3 separate regions of the Mus musculus genome follow, and regions 2 and 3 are each linked to region 1. The links are chromatin contacts, found by Hi-C or POLR2A ChIA-PET in ENCODE. All regions are on one chromosome and are shown on one strand. The core of a region is the stretch at or near the end of the contact, and the rest is flanking DNA. Distances in the headings are between cores, read along the strand shown.

Region 1 (4,823 bases), core at 929-3,428:
TCTTTAATGGGTTGTGATCTGAATGGAAGCCACTTTCCATAATTCCCATGTCCTGGGGGGTTGCATACGCTGGTCTGGTACCAGTTAGAAAGTAGGTAGCATTCTACCCTGCAGAATGGCAGGCTCTTACTTCCCCACCCATTATGCCCCCAAAGCCAGAGCGTCTCAGTACTCTGGAGCTGCTGGAGTTGGCACAGTGCCCTAGTGGTGCCCCCCTTGCCTGGTGAGTGTGTGGGCAGGCTGCAGCTCCTCTCTTGCCTGGCACAGGGGAAGAAGAGGAGGGAGATGAGCCCAGTGGATTTATTTAGAGCCTGATCTCCCTCCTACTGCTTCAGAGGGGGCCTCGGGGAGAGCAAGGAGCTGGCGGGAGGAAGGGAAGTTGGGGGGGAAGAGATCTAAGAACCGGGGAAGGTCAGGAGGGAGCAATGGGTCAGCAGGCCGCCCTCAAATAACATCCAGGTATCAGTCTCCTGCATCAGCCCCGGCTTCTCACCAGGGATGAGAAGGTAGCTCCTCGGGCCCTGCAGCCCCGCAGAGAGGTCTCTCCTCCAGCTTATTCTGACTCCCAGGGCTATGCCAACTGTCCCTTCAACTGTCAGAAAGAGGTGCCCACCAGAGCCTTCAGAACCACCTCTCTGCTCTCCCTTGCAACGTAATTAGCCCCAGAGCCCCATGGAAAATTGGGTCCTGAAGGAGCCTGGTCCCAGAATCAACTGACTGACACATGCCTGCTCTGAGGCTCACCACTCCTCTTTCCTGGGCCGGAGATAAAAGGCTCGATTTAATCCTGTCAGGGGACCCTTTCAAGCCCTGTTAGTGGTCCTTTCCCATATCGAGTGGGATGTCTAAGGGGAGACTGGTGACTCCATGAGGCTCTGACACTGACCCCCCCCCCCAACTCTTGTCCCATCTTTCCAGGCAGTCTTTCTGCTCTCTGAGCTCCGGGAATCACTGTCTAATGAGCTGATTTGTCTCAGTGGGTCAGGAGATAAAAGCAAAGAGAAGAATTAAATATTTATTGGTTGCCTGGTTCTCGGAGCAAAGAGCTTCCTTCCCATCCCCATGCCCCTGAGCTCCCCTGGCCTCACCTCCAGGCCCTCCTCTGCAGGGGGCTAGACTGAACACAGTCTGATGGCCCACCCCTGTGGTTGGTGGCCTTTCCAAGAAGCTGAGCTAGAGGCAGTGGTGAGTGAGAGCAGTCAAGGCCATGCGCAGGGGGGGTGGGCAGAGAGGAAAAAGAGACCAAGTTCTAGAATTCCTGTCTGCAGAGGCTGGTACGCGAGTCGCTAATGTTCTTCCAGCTCCCTAATTTGTCATTTACTTGAGGCACAAGTCCGGAGTGTCTCCCCCGGAGCTCAGCTTTCCCTGTTGTGTTCAGACCCCATGAACCCAGGATACGGAACTCCAAATGTTCCATGTTCGCTCTAAAAACCTCGGTGTCGGGGCCTTCTGTCCTCCCCTCCTCAGCCTCCTATGTCCTGAGCTTTGGGGCCACCTGCTCGAGCCTTCCCCCTACAGCGTCCCTGTGCACACACCGGAGTACCTGGGATACCTGGCTATGAGAGACCATCTTCCCACTTTCCTAGAGAGCCCCCCGCCGGCTTACGCGCGCTGCCCCGCTCGCTGCCAAGGCGTTTTTCAAAGTGCAGAACTGGGGGAAGGGTTGAAGAGAGAGAGGTGTCATCCCAACTCCCCCACCCCCACCCCCCACCCTCCCCCGCGGGCACTCACCGCCTCCGAGTCCTCAAACCCGGGCACGTAGGAGTCGTCATACATGGGGGAGTCCGGGGTGGGTGGGGGGAGCGAGCGGCGCCGGGGGCGAGGACGGCGGGCCGCGCCCGAGATGCCACCGAGCCGCGCAGCCCTGCGGGCGGCGGCGGCGGAGAGCGCGAGCGCGAAGGAAGGAGCGAGCCGCGAAGACCAGCTGCTCGCAGCTCAGATCACCGCTCCCCTCCCCACCCCCCAGCCCAGCCGGTCCCACCCCGAGCGCGCCAGCGCGGCTGAGGAATCTGCCGCCGGCTCCCACAACAATAGTGCCCGCCCACCTGACCCCCTCCCGGGAAGACGCGGGCGGCGGGGGCGCGGCAGCCAGGGGGGACCCGCCGGGGCCGCGGAACCGGGCGCACGCGAGTCGGGAAGGTGGGTCCCCGGCACCTCCGGGGCCGGGGCGGCGGGGAAGAAGGGCGGAGAGGCTGCAGGCGGGGCGGATCCCGGCGGGGAGGAGGCGGGGCGAGGAGAGATGCAGAGACAGGGACTCTCGCAACCCAGGAACTGCTCCGCCGGGAAACAAAGGGCTGGCGCGGGGGAGGGGAAGGGGAGAGACGCCGCAACCAGACGCGAGCCCGGTGGAGAATCGAGAGGGTGCGGGCGGCGGGGAGGATGGCTGGAGAGAGAGGAGGACTGGAGGCAGGGAGAACGCGGAGACAGGAAAATGGAGATCTAAAGGAGGACGGACAGCAGATGGGGAAGAGGTCTCAGGTGATCCGGCAATGTCAGCTCTCTGCAAGTCCTGGAGACACCCAAAGCAAACCCCGCAGTGGTACTAGGGAGAAATGGTTTTGAGCTCCCAGACCCGTGCCATGAAAGCAGCTCCTGCCCCAACAGGTGCCCGGCCCTCTCCGTTCCGGGCTGCGGTAAAGGGCCGACCCTTAAGAAGGGGGAAGTTCGGGGACGGTGGCTAGGCCTCCCCACACCTGTTGCACGGGCAGATTTTATCCAAGTTAAGCCGGGATGGAGATTCTCTTCTTCACTTCCCTGCCAAGGATTGTGCCAGACATTGCCAAAGCATCCGCGGGAACTGGGGCAGAAAGGGGCTGTTTTAGGTGAGCTTAAAGGGTGGAGCAAAGGTGCGATCCTGACGCTGAGGTTGGGAAGGAAGAAGGGTAAAGCCTACCGCTTTGCAAAAGACCAGAATTACGTACGGTGTGCAGGATGCTGGTTCTAATCATCCAGCACCAGTCAGCGCCCTCCACCCCCACCCCGCCATTCGAGGAAAGAGTCGCAATCTCTGAAGAGATCTTCTAAAAGCTGTCATCATTTGAGCTCGCTCCCTTTTTACATCCCTCCCCCCCCCCCCCCGACCAAAATTTTCCTTTTGCATTTTAACCTCCTGCTTGGGCATCCCAAGAGGATGTGAGGCAGACACCAGCCGTGCTTGGTGTCTCGCTTTCTCAACTCAGCCCTTTGCCACTTCTAGCTCCTGAAACCCCGGAGGGTGTAAGTTCAGGACACTTGCCCACCCTTCCGGTTACAATTGGGAAGGGTTCAAGAGATCTATAGAAGGTTCTGTGCGGTAGAAAGGAGAGGAAGACCACCCACCCAAGCCAACTGGCTTCCCACCTATATCTTATCTTCCTGTTCCCTCGGTAAGAAAAAGATGGGGGGGGGGGCTCATCTAATGACACCCTAGTCTGTCTCCTGACTGAAGGACCGGCAGGCAACTTTATTGGAGCCCTTGTGTCTGAGGGCACCAGCTGCAACTGGGGGAGGCAGCTTCCACTGCTCCAACCCAGTGTGTTTGAGGGTTAGTTCGATATCTTCTGTGTCCCCAAGTACTGCCTTGTCCTGTACCATCCTTTTCCTTTGTCTCCTTAGTCCCCTCTCTCCTCCCAGAGGGTGGAGAAGTGTCAAAGAGTAAGACCCTTCTGGCTCTCTTCTCCTGGAAGAGGGTCCCGTCTGGAATCTCCTCCCCTGGCCTCTCTAATTTTGGGACTGTCCACCCACCCATGGGGATCCCTGGACTGTTAGGCAGCAGATTTGCTATCAGCCTCACGGGGACCTTGTTGTCCTCATCCCCAGCTGGGACAATGGTGTCTAAGTCGGCCTCTGAGAAATTCGTTGCCATGCCAACCACCTCCTCCTGGAGATGGGTTCCAGTTCCTCATACCTACAGGCATCCCCTGGGTCCTGCAGGCACTTGATCTCCCCTCTCTCCTCCTATACCTCTGAGCTGCCACAGAATGTCCACTTCCTTTCTCACTAGAGCCACACCTGCCTATGCCAGTTCTCCTGCTAATCCAGCTGTGGAAGCAAGATCAAAGAGGAAAGCCTTAAAAGACCAGGTGTGGAAGCGGAGAACCTCTAGAAAACTAACTGGGCAGCAAGTGGGGAAACTGAGGCAGGAACTGGGAGTTCTACTCCAGGTGGAGGCCCCTCACATTCCAGCTATTAGGTTGCCCCCTCCCCGGGAACTCAGAGAGGGTCACTGAGGGAGCCTGGCACGGCCCTCCTTTCAATAGCGCCCCTTCCTCAGCTCCCCAGTCAGACCTCTCTGCATGTTTTGCAGGAGGCGCCAGTTCCAGCCTTCCCTTCCTCTATTATCCAGAGCTCTCAACTCCTGTTTTCGCTCCCGCCCCATGCTGCAGTTTCCCCCAAATGCGGGAGCTTTTCTCCCACCCTTCTTGGGAGGGGGCCCCGGAGGTTACCTCGTTCAGCAGGAAGGTTGCACTGGAGTCAGAAAAAGACATAGACCGGGTTAGCGGCCTCTCTCCCTCCCCCGGGCCAGGGGCTCCGAGGCGGGAGCGGGACCCAGCCGCGTCTCTCTGCACACCGCTCCAGCCTGCACGCCTGGCCTCGCCCCACGCCCGCCCAGCTCCAGCCGCCTGCTCCCTCTCCTCGCTCCTGGTTCCACCCCTTTCCCTCCTCCTCCCTCCTCCCTTCCTTTCTAGCCTCCTCCTTCTGTTTCTCCCGCACTTCCCTCGTCTTTCAGTCTAGTGTGTCTCCACTTCAGTCTTGCCTTGCTACCTCCCCAGTTCCCTATTCATCTGGTGTCTCTCACTGTCCTTCCAATCCCCACCCCTCTTTCCCACCCAGCCTTACCCCTT
Region 2 (4,823 bases), core at 1,355-3,854, 160 kb before region 1:
CATCCCGTGGCATTTGCACTCTTGGCGCATCTCAGAGAACACGGTCTGGGGGAGGAGGGGACGAGGGGAGGAGGGAAGAAAAGGTCAAAGCCAACATCCCACGAACCACCACCCATACTTCCCCACCCCCACCCCACCCGGGTCACGTCGATGCTGTGGAAACTTCAGCCAAGGTCCAGGTGTGACTAAGCTCGGGAGAGAGGAAGTGCAAAATGGCCCGCTGAGATAGGGACATTCGGCCAGACTCTGCTCCACGCCAGCAAGTCACTTTTATCTTTCAAAAGTGTGCCATGGAGCCATCTCAATACATCCCACGTGTTGATAGCCTGCTAATCTCTTCTGTTCTGTCATCAGCTCAGGAACCTCTTTGCCCTCAACCACCACCTCTTCTCTGTCTTCCCTCCTAGAGTCCCACTCTCTCGGGAAGCCCCTTCCCTGTGCCTCTGTCCCCGTGCACCTGTCTTACATCTCCCCTGCCATTGGTTCCGGACACACCGACGTACCGTTCGCCCTGCCTCGTTGTTGTGAAGGTTCATGAGGAAGCGTAGGTCCCGCCCCTTCTCCCCGGAGTCCACGAACTCTCGGCCAAAGAGGCGACCAAAATCGATGTTGTCACTGCAGCCCCCCCAGTGCCAGTCGGGGCCCCCAGGGCCGCGCCGCCGGTAGTCGCAGGTGCAGGACTCGATGGAGCCTTCGGAGCAGGAGCGCGCCACGGAATGTGTGACCCCGGCGGAGGTGATTGCGAAGATGAACGCTGTTTCTCGGCAGCCTGTGGGTGAAGCGACCCCGCATCAGTTGAGAGAAGGCGTGGGGCCAACTCAGCACCCTGTTTGGAAGACTTGGTACCCTACAGTCCAACATCCTTGGAGTCATGTGTGCGAAGCATGGAATGCCCTCCTCTCTAAGCTTTACTGAGACTCCAGAGCCTTAGCAGAGCAGCTCCAAGGGGAGATTCCCAAGTAGAACAAATCTGCATAGCCAAGATCGCTACTAGTATTGGCAGTGCAAACTTTGCTGGGTGCGAAGCACAACCCTAGCTAGCCCTCAGAGATCAGCTTCCCAGGTACCTTTGAGGAAGGCTAGGGAAAAACAGCTGTCGCCCAGCGCCCACGATCCGGAATTCCCTTTCTGTGGGCCAGTGGCTCAGCAACGTTAAAGATCATGCTCACAACGCAAGGCTAGAAAGAATCTGGTGCTGACCTACGGTAACTGCCGGCACCAGGCGATTCTCAGTTTGATCACATATAACCCTGGGATGTCTTCCCTGCCTTCGCCCGCCTATGCCCTGGAGATGACCCTGCTTTTCCCTTAATCCCGGAAGCGTCGCTTTCCTGGGCACCCACCTCGGTTGACGATCTTGCCGAAGAGGTGGGGCCCCGGAGCAGTGGGGCAGTTCCAGCGGCGGTTTCGGAATTGCCATTTGCACTCTCGCACAGCGCTCTGGAGCCCTCCACTCACGCTGTGCAGGATCCCCGGGTTCTGTCGGATCAGTCGCCGCTGCTTGCGGCTCAGCAGCTGCAGACTGGGCTCGAGCACCAGCTGCAGACTCTTGGAATCCGTCAACAGGTTCGTGGAGGAGGCTATGTTCACGATGCCCCTGGCGGGATGCATAAGGGTTCAGTCCAGGGGAGGGGACCTGCATCCTAACCATACAGGCTGTACCACCCTATCCTTGCCTGGCCCTGAGCTCCAGAGTCTAGTGAGTGGACAGAAAAGGCATGGCTACCTTAGCTCTTCCTTTCTTCAAGTCAGCCCCCGAGGAGAAACCCCACCTGCAGCCTTGCCCACCTTGAAAAACTTAGGAATTCCACTCCCTCACCTCAAAGCTAATATCTGGTTTTTTTTTTTTTTTTTTTTTTTTTTTTGGTTCAAGACCTAAGGGACACCTGAGCACCCACCACAGCGAGGTTGGGACCTGTTGCTCAGCAGAAACGGGGTCGTATTAAATGGGAATGGTCTCTGAGCCTGGTGTATCTGGGCTTCTGCATGCCAATGATGTGCCCCCACTTCAGCAGAGCTAGTTCTAGGTGTGAGCACCCTGGATGTGAAGTCACAATGCACGAGGGGGGTCTGTAGGTTGGTGATCCCCACAGCGTGGGAGCTGGGTAAGGCCCGTGCCTGGCTCTTTGCCCCAGGACAAGTGGCGGACCCCGTACTAGCTCACTTACCACCATCGGCCACTACTGTTGGCAGCCAGGGCTGCGGGCAGAGCGGTCAGTGCCAGTAGCAACGTAGTAGAAACCCAGCTGGGCAGCAGCGCCCAGAGCCCCATGGCCTGCCTGGCCTTGCTGGTTCTGTGCTGCGGTTCTGACGACTGTGGTTGCTGTCCGCGACGGTGGGACTGGACACAGCGGTGAGGGCAGTGATGCGAGTTCCCAGGCTGGCTCTAATAAGTCTGGAGGCGGGCCGCAGGCAGCATGGTTCGCTGTCCTGGCTGCTGGGCTGAAGCAGCCACTGCGGGAGGCACCGCCTCTTATAGGCCTCTTATAGTTGCGGCGCTGACTGCAGTGAGAAGAGGCTGCCCCTCCGGGCCCGGGCGGCACTAAAAGCACCAGGGCGCACTGGTCAGGGCCACAGACAATGAGTGGCGAGCGAAGCTGTGGCTCTTGCCGGTCTGAGCAAAGAGCTGACAGGCTAACCGTCGGGGCTCACCCCCGCCCCCTGCCTGGTGGCCCCCGCCTCCAGGTCTGCACTGGCCGCCGACCCCTCCCCTTGGGATGGCCTCCCACGCGCGCCGGCCTCACTCTTCTGCGCGTCCGGAGCCCGTCGGGGACCAGCATCCGCCAGGGGGCGCGGAGACAATGCGCTGGGGACAACCTGTTTGCAGCCTGGATTGCCTCCCCCACACGCGCCGGTGGGGCTGTCCTCTCGAAGTCCGTCTCCTCTGTCCCCCCTACGCTGTGGTCTCTTCTCTTCCCTATTCTGAATGGCAGGATGAAAGTTGTGGTTCTAGCCAGCGACTCCGTGGAGACACTTCCTCACCCAGGAACCCCGACGGCTGGACAGAGAAGGAAAAGAAGGAGACAGAGCATGGGTGGAGCTGTGGTCAGGGATTCCCGGGCGTGGGGTGTAGGGGTAGGCTGAGCAAACCGAGCTGGTGGCAGTGAGAAACTCAGAAGCGCCCAGCAGTTTGCCTCTGTGGGCTAGGGGGAGTGTAAGCGTCGGTGTGTCACCCGTGAGATTAAGTCAAAGTGTACATGTGTTCTGAGGGTGCACGCTCCTGTGTATTGGTGTATCCAGAAACTTCTAACGAAGAACATTTTGAGCCCTTTCCAAATAATTGTGTAATTTGGCTCAGGACAGGGAGAGCATGAAGTCATTTTGTTACAGTCACCACTTAACGCAGTGTATCAGGAAGGAGGTGGGGCTGTGACAGGAGACGTCCAGAAGGCTGCAATTGTGTTTGCAGGTGGGTGCATGAGTGTGTGTGTGTGTGTGTGTGTGTGTGTGTGTGTGTGTTTGTGATTAACGACGTGCACTCATAGGTGTCATTCTGTCGCTCTGGGTACCTAGTGTCACCCTATGGCACCTTGAGTCAACCTGTGCTTATCATTAGATGTGCTAGTCATGAAGATGAACCGGGCTTGTTTCTCTGGCAACTAGGCTCAGAAAGGATAGGACCACCAGCCGAGTAGCTGTCAGATGGAGCTGAAGACCTGAGGGAAAGAATGCTTGTGGGAAGAAGCTGGCTCCTTTTGGTTTTGTTGTTGCTGGTTTTGTGACCGGATCTTGCTGTGTGACCCTACCTAACATAAAGGTTTAATATGTAGAACCCATGATGGTCCAGTGACTGCTGGGATTACAGGCCTATTCCGCCACCGTACCTGCCCAACTCAAGATGAACATAATTGGGGGGAATGAGAGATGGCTCAGTGGCTAAAAGCACTGACTGCTCTGCCAGAGGCCCCGGACTCTGTTCTCAGCACCCAAGTGGTGGCTTATAGCCACCTGTAACTCCAGTTCCAGGGAATCAGGTGATGTCTGAGCCCCACTGACACCAAGCACACACAGGTGCACGTATACATACATACATACATACATACATACATACATACATACATACATAAAATAAATCTCCTGAAACAGTTTTTTAAAGAAAGATTAGCAAATTTGTGCCTCCATGTGTTTCCTGATTTTAGTTGGATTTTTTTTCTCCCAGGTTTCTGCAGTGTCCCCACCCCCCACCCCCATTTTCTCCCACTCTTACCCAAGAGCCTTAACTCTTCCATTGTGGATTCTACTTTCCTCCTGATTCCAGTGATCTTCAGGGTCATGGCAGCCTTGGAGTATCAGGCTGCTGTTCCCAATGTGGGATGCAGAGGGCACTGCCAGCCTGGTTATCACGCACCACTGTCACACAGGGAAGCGCCCCCTTCCCAGGATCTTAATATTTCTCCTCTCTTCTATTTCACAGAGGAGATGCTTGGTAAGGCAGTGTCTTCAGGTCCCAGGTCCCTGCTAATAAATGAATCCATGTTAAAGCCACATTCCCAGGAACTGGGATACCGTGTTTGCCTCGCTTGCATGAAGCCCTAGTTTGGATCACCAGCACTGCAAAAGCCAGGAATTGGTGGCGCATGACTGTAACCCCAGCACTTGGGAGGCAGGAAGATCAGAAGTTCAAGGCTATTCCTCACCTCCCAGCATTCTGTAGACACTCTCAAAAACCCAAAGCAAGGCCTGTGGTGGTGCAAGCCTTCAACCCTAACACTTGGAAGGCAGAGGCAGATGGATCTCTGTGAGTTCGAGGCTAGCCTGGTCTACATTGAGAGTTGCAGGGCAGCCAGGGCTACATGGAGAATCCCTGACTAAGGGGACAAGGA
Region 3 (4,823 bases), core at 1,688-4,187, 130 kb before region 1:
TGTGGTGACAGTAGACCAGACTGGCCTCAAAGTCAGAGGTCCACCTGGCTCTGCTTCCCAAGTGCTGGGATTAAAGGCCTGTGCCACCACCCTGGACTGCTCTTTCCTTAATCACAGCTGATTCTTCAGCCCCAGCTGTCCAGTATCAATTAAGTAAAGTAAAAGTTTCACTTTAGTTGTTCTTTTTTTGTTGTTGTTGTTGTTGTTTTGTTTTTTTATTATTATTGGCTGGGGTCCCTCTATATAGCCCTGGCTGGCCTGGAACTTACTATGTTGATCACTCTGGCTGTGAACTCACAGCAATCCATCTGCCTCTACCCCCCAGAGTCCTGGGATTAAAGGTGTGAGCCACCACATGTGCACTTTAGCGGCTCTTAATTCAAAATATGAGACTTAGACTCTTTAAGGGACTTTCCAATTTCTCCCTGTAACTTCCCAAGTCAGGCCTCTGTCGTCTGCACTGCTCTTGGCATTATCTTCTAAGTCCCCACAGCAACCCACGGAACTCTGAGCACACAACGGCTTTCCCAGCCCAGAGTTCAGATGCCACCACAATCCTCCCCAAAACACAAGGTCAGGTCTGTGACAGCAACATCTCACGCCTACTGTCCAAATGCAACCTGAGGAAGAAAGGGTTTATTATAGTTCATCACTGAGTTGGAACTCAGGGTAGGAACCTGGAGGCAGAAACAGAAGCAGAGGCCACGGAAGATTGCTGCTTATACATAGGCTTGCTCAGCCTGATTTCTTATACAACATACAACCCAGGGGTGACACCTCCTACAGTGAGCTTGGCTTTCTCAAACTATCACTCAAAGAAAATGTCCCCCAGGCCTGCTTCCAGCCCGAGCTGATAGAGCAAGACATTTTCTTAATTGAGGTTCTCTCTTCCTGCAGGACTCTGTAACCGGAGTCCAGCTGACATAAAACTACCTAGCACAGTAACTATATTTTGGGGAGTCTCTTGCCTTTAAGAACCCAGGATATGGGCTAGGGAGATAGTTCAGCCATTAAAAGTACTAGCAAGACAAGCTTGGCCCGAGCTTGTTCCCCAGAGCCTGTTGTAATAGGTGGAGGGCGATCAGGCTCTTACTGACCTCTCTTGCCTAGAGGACCTGGCTCCCAGCACCACGTGGAACAACTGCTTGTAACTTTGTCTCCAGAGAATGTTACATTTTTTTCTCCCTGTAGTAGATATCCACACTTACAGGCACCTACTCACACACAGAGACGTATGTGCGTAGGTACAGTTAAAAATAAATCCATTTGGCTGGATGTGTGACAAATACCTTTAATCTAAGCACTCAGGAGGCAGAGGCAGGCAGATCGTATTTGAGTTCAATGCCAACTTGGTCTATAAAGTGAATTCCAGGCCAGGTGGGGCTACATAGTGAGCCCCTGTCTCAAACACAACAATAACAAATATATATATTTTAAAGCTGAATGCCTGTGGTGTAATGAAAGCATTCCTAAAGTAAGATGGGGGATGATGCCAGGAGAATCACACAGAGCTAGCCTAGAGTGTGCACTGCAGCAGCAGAAACCAGAGATCCTGGCCCAACGAGGGAAAAAAGTCAAGAACAGCGACTCCCAAAAGGTGTCCTCTCTAACCTCCACATCTTGCTAGAGCACAAGTGCACCCGCAATCTCTCATACAAGCACACACACACAGAGTTAATAAATGGAGGGAAAAACGAGCAAAAACCAGAGCTTAACAAAGGCTCTCAACAGCATTGAGTCCTGAGTGGGGACAAATATAATTCTCTTCGTTATAAGCAAGTTCCTTGCTGTCCATCTCTTCGTTAACCATCTCTGGCTGTTCTGGAGCCTGCTCTGTAAATCAGACTGACCTTTAACTCACAGACATCCACCTGCCTCTGCACCCTAGTCTCCAGTGCTGGGATTAAAAGCTTGTGCCACCACCGCCCCCAGCCAGTCCTGTAATTTTTGAGGTAAACAAGAGAAGACAAACTGGTATAAAGGTATAAACCAGAGACAGATGTGACAAGAGATAGATTCTGTTCCCAGCCTATGTTTTGGAGGGAGAGAAGAGTTATAACGCTGCACCAAGCTCTTATACTTGATGCATTTAAAGAACGCAGTGGGGGCTGGTGAGATGGCTCAGTGGGTAAGAGCACCCGTTTCTGGCGAGGACCCTTCTAGCTCAGATTCTAACATAGCTTGTGGCTAGAGTCTCAGGCAGTGTCTCCATCATGTCAAAAGATGAGTGTCAGGGAAGGAAGGCGGGGTCCTGGGTGCGCTTTCCTGGGGATACTAAAATCCAGACTCATCTAGAGAGACTTCATGAGAGCCGCCTCTGAGTTTCTGCCCTCTGCCTTTCAGCCTCAACCTCCTAGACGACCCCATCCAGATGTTTCCTCTAGTATCTGGAATGCATCGTTCTTTCTCCTCTTCCTTTATGGGAAAGGATCTCAGAGAAAGCATCCTTAGGAACTAGGGAGCAGAGCGGATTAGCAGGTGGGGTGCGAGTGATGCGCTGTTTATTTGGAATAAGACTGGACTAGAGCAGGATACAGCAACCGTTTTCATCCTCCATGCTCCACATGGGCTCTGCTTAAGAAACCCCGGAGACTCCCTGGTCCGAGCCCTGTGGCCAGCGCAGCCAGGATGTGGCAAGGTCCCGGAGCTCGCTCTGCTCGGGAGCCTCACCTCAGTGCCCACAGCCCCCTCTACACGCCGTGCCTTCCGATCCTCCAGCCCCCACACAGGCCCCCGCCTAGGCTCAGCTTCAGCACCGGCTGCTTTTGCTGCAGCCGCTGCCATGGTGATGGGTCTCGCGAGAACTGCCGCTCGCTACCGCGCACTTCTCGCGCGATCGTGGAGGTGGGAAGTAGCCCGGGCTGGGGGTGGGTGTTCGCCGCACAGCTCCTGTCGCCGTCGCGGCTTCCGGTGCTAGGTGGAGGGCGGGCAGGAGGGAGCCGGGGAGCGGGCCAGCGGACCATCTTCACCGCGGTCGGGTCGGCTTGCGGAGCGGGAGGCAGCGGCCGGAGAGCCGGGCGGAACCTGCGGGGGCGGAGGCGGCGGTGGCAGCCGCGGCGCAGGGAGCAGGAACAGGTTCGGAGCTGGGGAGGGAAGGCGGGTCCGGGCAGGGAAGAGGCTGGGTCCGGGTGGGAGCCCGAGGCCCCCGGCCGCGGTCCGGCTCGCACCGTCTGGGCGAGGTGCTGGTGTGGGGGGTGATCCTCGCTGAGCTTGGGGACCCCAGCCCCACTCCTGTCCCCGCAGCCGAAGGACGCCGAGCTGGGGTGGGGGCGGGGGGCGCACACGGATTTGTCCTCCGCCTCCCCCGAGGGTGCGACCTGGGCTGCAGAGGTGAGCTTGGGAGGGTTGGGGACGAGGGGGAGGCAGGCTGACCTGTGGGAGGGGGACGCGGGGGCGGTGTGGCTGTTTGGCTCTCTTTTCCTTGGGTTTAAAGGGCTGCGAGGAACGCTGCCTTTTCTCTCTCCCTCCCCCGCCCGAGCTGTGGGGGAACCAAAGAAAAGCCGTGCCGTGCCGTGGTTATTCTCCTCCCTCACCCAGCGCGAGGCGTGGGGGGCCGGGGCTTAGTATCAGGGCCTACTGGTGGGGCTCGGCTGGCTGCGCACGGTCCTCACGGAGGTGGCGCTCTGCTCTGGGGTGTTGGGAAGAGGGCAGCAGGTGGGGAGAGGGTGGAGAGGAGGCTGGAGACGGGGGAGGGGGACCTGAGCTAGCTCGGAGGAGAGAGGTGGGGCCTTCCTCCCCCAGGCGGAGCGGGGGCGGTGTCACCGAAGGAGGGAGCAGCTTGTCACTGGCCCTGAGTTTGTGTCTTCCAATCCGCTTTCTTTCTCTAGGAAGTACCAGGATTCCCGGAACAGAAAATGAAGCCTTTGCTTAGCATGCCAGTCCTTTTTGAAGGAAGGAGGGGGAGGTGGGGAGGTGAAGTTCCCTGTTAAAACCTCAGGGTCCTTTAGTTAAGTCGTAACTCTTTGGAGAGACTTGTTTTTTTTTTTGGGGGGGGGGGAGAGGGTCTCTGGGCCAGGAAGAATGTAGTGGAGGGTTATGTATGTGGTCAGGACTAAGAAGAAAATAGTGAGGTCATTAGGGAGACGGGTAATGTAAAACCCGTCTCTGCCACTGTTGCATTGGGTCACCCTTGGGTCCATGGCATGAAAGTTTTATTGGGAGGAGATCTGCTGCAGGAGTCTGATTGCTTGAGTCATTGCAACAGGATAGAATCTAGTCTCTGCATACCTCCATCTGTGACCCCAGGCAGGGGGATAGGGAACTGTCTTTGCTGCCATTTTGTCTTAGACCTGTTTGGGGATAGTATCCCCACTGTGTGCTGCAGTGGCCATTGGGTTGGCCTTTGGCATGTTGGACCTGCGCTTGAGTACATTGTTAAAGGCCGTTTTAAGAAAGGCCCATCCACTTACATTCAGCTTTTCACACAAGGAGTCACTGACCTTGGAGGCAGCTGGAAAGGGCTCCCAGGTGTCACACAGTCACTCCTGCACAGTTTTCCTTCTTTCTCTCCTTCCTTTCCCCCTCCCTTACTCCTTTGTTTGTTTGAGATGCAGTGCCCTTGCTCGCCTCAACCTACCAGCTGCCTGCCGCTGTCTCTGGAGTGCTGAGGTTGACCTGGGAACCGAGGCAGACCCTTACTTCCTTTTTTGAGACAGGCTGGATTTGAATCTTGCTTTTGTAAGAACACGGGATAGCAATGCATAGAACTGCGCAAGGTTTCTAGCTACTGCTTAAGGAAGAGGTAGTGCAGCGAGGGGAAGGAGTTCTCTACTGATGAGAAGGAGAAACTTCTTTAAAGCCAGGGTTGTTAAAGTTGAGGCTGT

The links. A loop is a pair of places that touch in the nucleus more often than their neighbours do. ChIA-PET counts read pairs that join two places held with the same protein, here RNA polymerase II (POLR2A).
Region 2: a loop to region 1 is called in a map of T-helper 17 cell, with 1.8 times the contacts of the local background. The contact joins the promoter of Wnt1 here to the promoter of Cacnb3 in region 1. A Hi-C loop is called at or near these places in 1 of 37 maps with a recorded cell type or tissue (T-helper 17 cell). POLR2A ChIA-PET finds 5 or more read pairs at or near these places in 2 of 5 experiments (Patski and embryonic stem cell).
Region 3: POLR2A ChIA-PET joins it to region 1 with 15 read pairs in Patski. The contact joins the promoter of Arf3 here to the promoter of Cacnb3 in region 1. POLR2A ChIA-PET finds 5 or more read pairs at or near these places in 2 of 5 experiments (Patski and embryonic stem cell).

The regions. Positions count from the first base shown.
Region 1 is chr15:98,632,122-98,636,944 of GRCm38, reverse strand. Cacnb3 (calcium channel, voltage-dependent, beta 3 subunit) reads right to left here and starts at 2,178. Exons shown (of 13, transcript NM_007581.3): 1 at 1,732-2,178. The coding sequence starts at 1,776.
Region 2 is chr15:98,787,638-98,792,460 of GRCm38, reverse strand. It overlaps Wnt1 (wingless-type MMTV integration site family, member 1), which reads right to left and starts at 2,604. Exons shown (of 4, transcript NM_021279.4): 1 at 2,169-2,604; 2 at 1,344-1,597; 3 at 504-769; 4 at 1-45. The coding sequence starts at 2,272.
Region 3 is chr15:98,761,232-98,766,054 of GRCm38, reverse strand. It overlaps Arf3 (ADP-ribosylation factor 3), which reads left to right and starts at 2,937. Exons shown (of 5, transcript NM_007478.3): 1 at 2,937-3,075. It overlaps LOC115488470, which reads left to right and starts at 4,009. Exons shown (of 1, transcript XM_030248862.1): 1 at 4,009-4,823. The coding sequence starts at 4,143. The coding sequence ends at 4,607.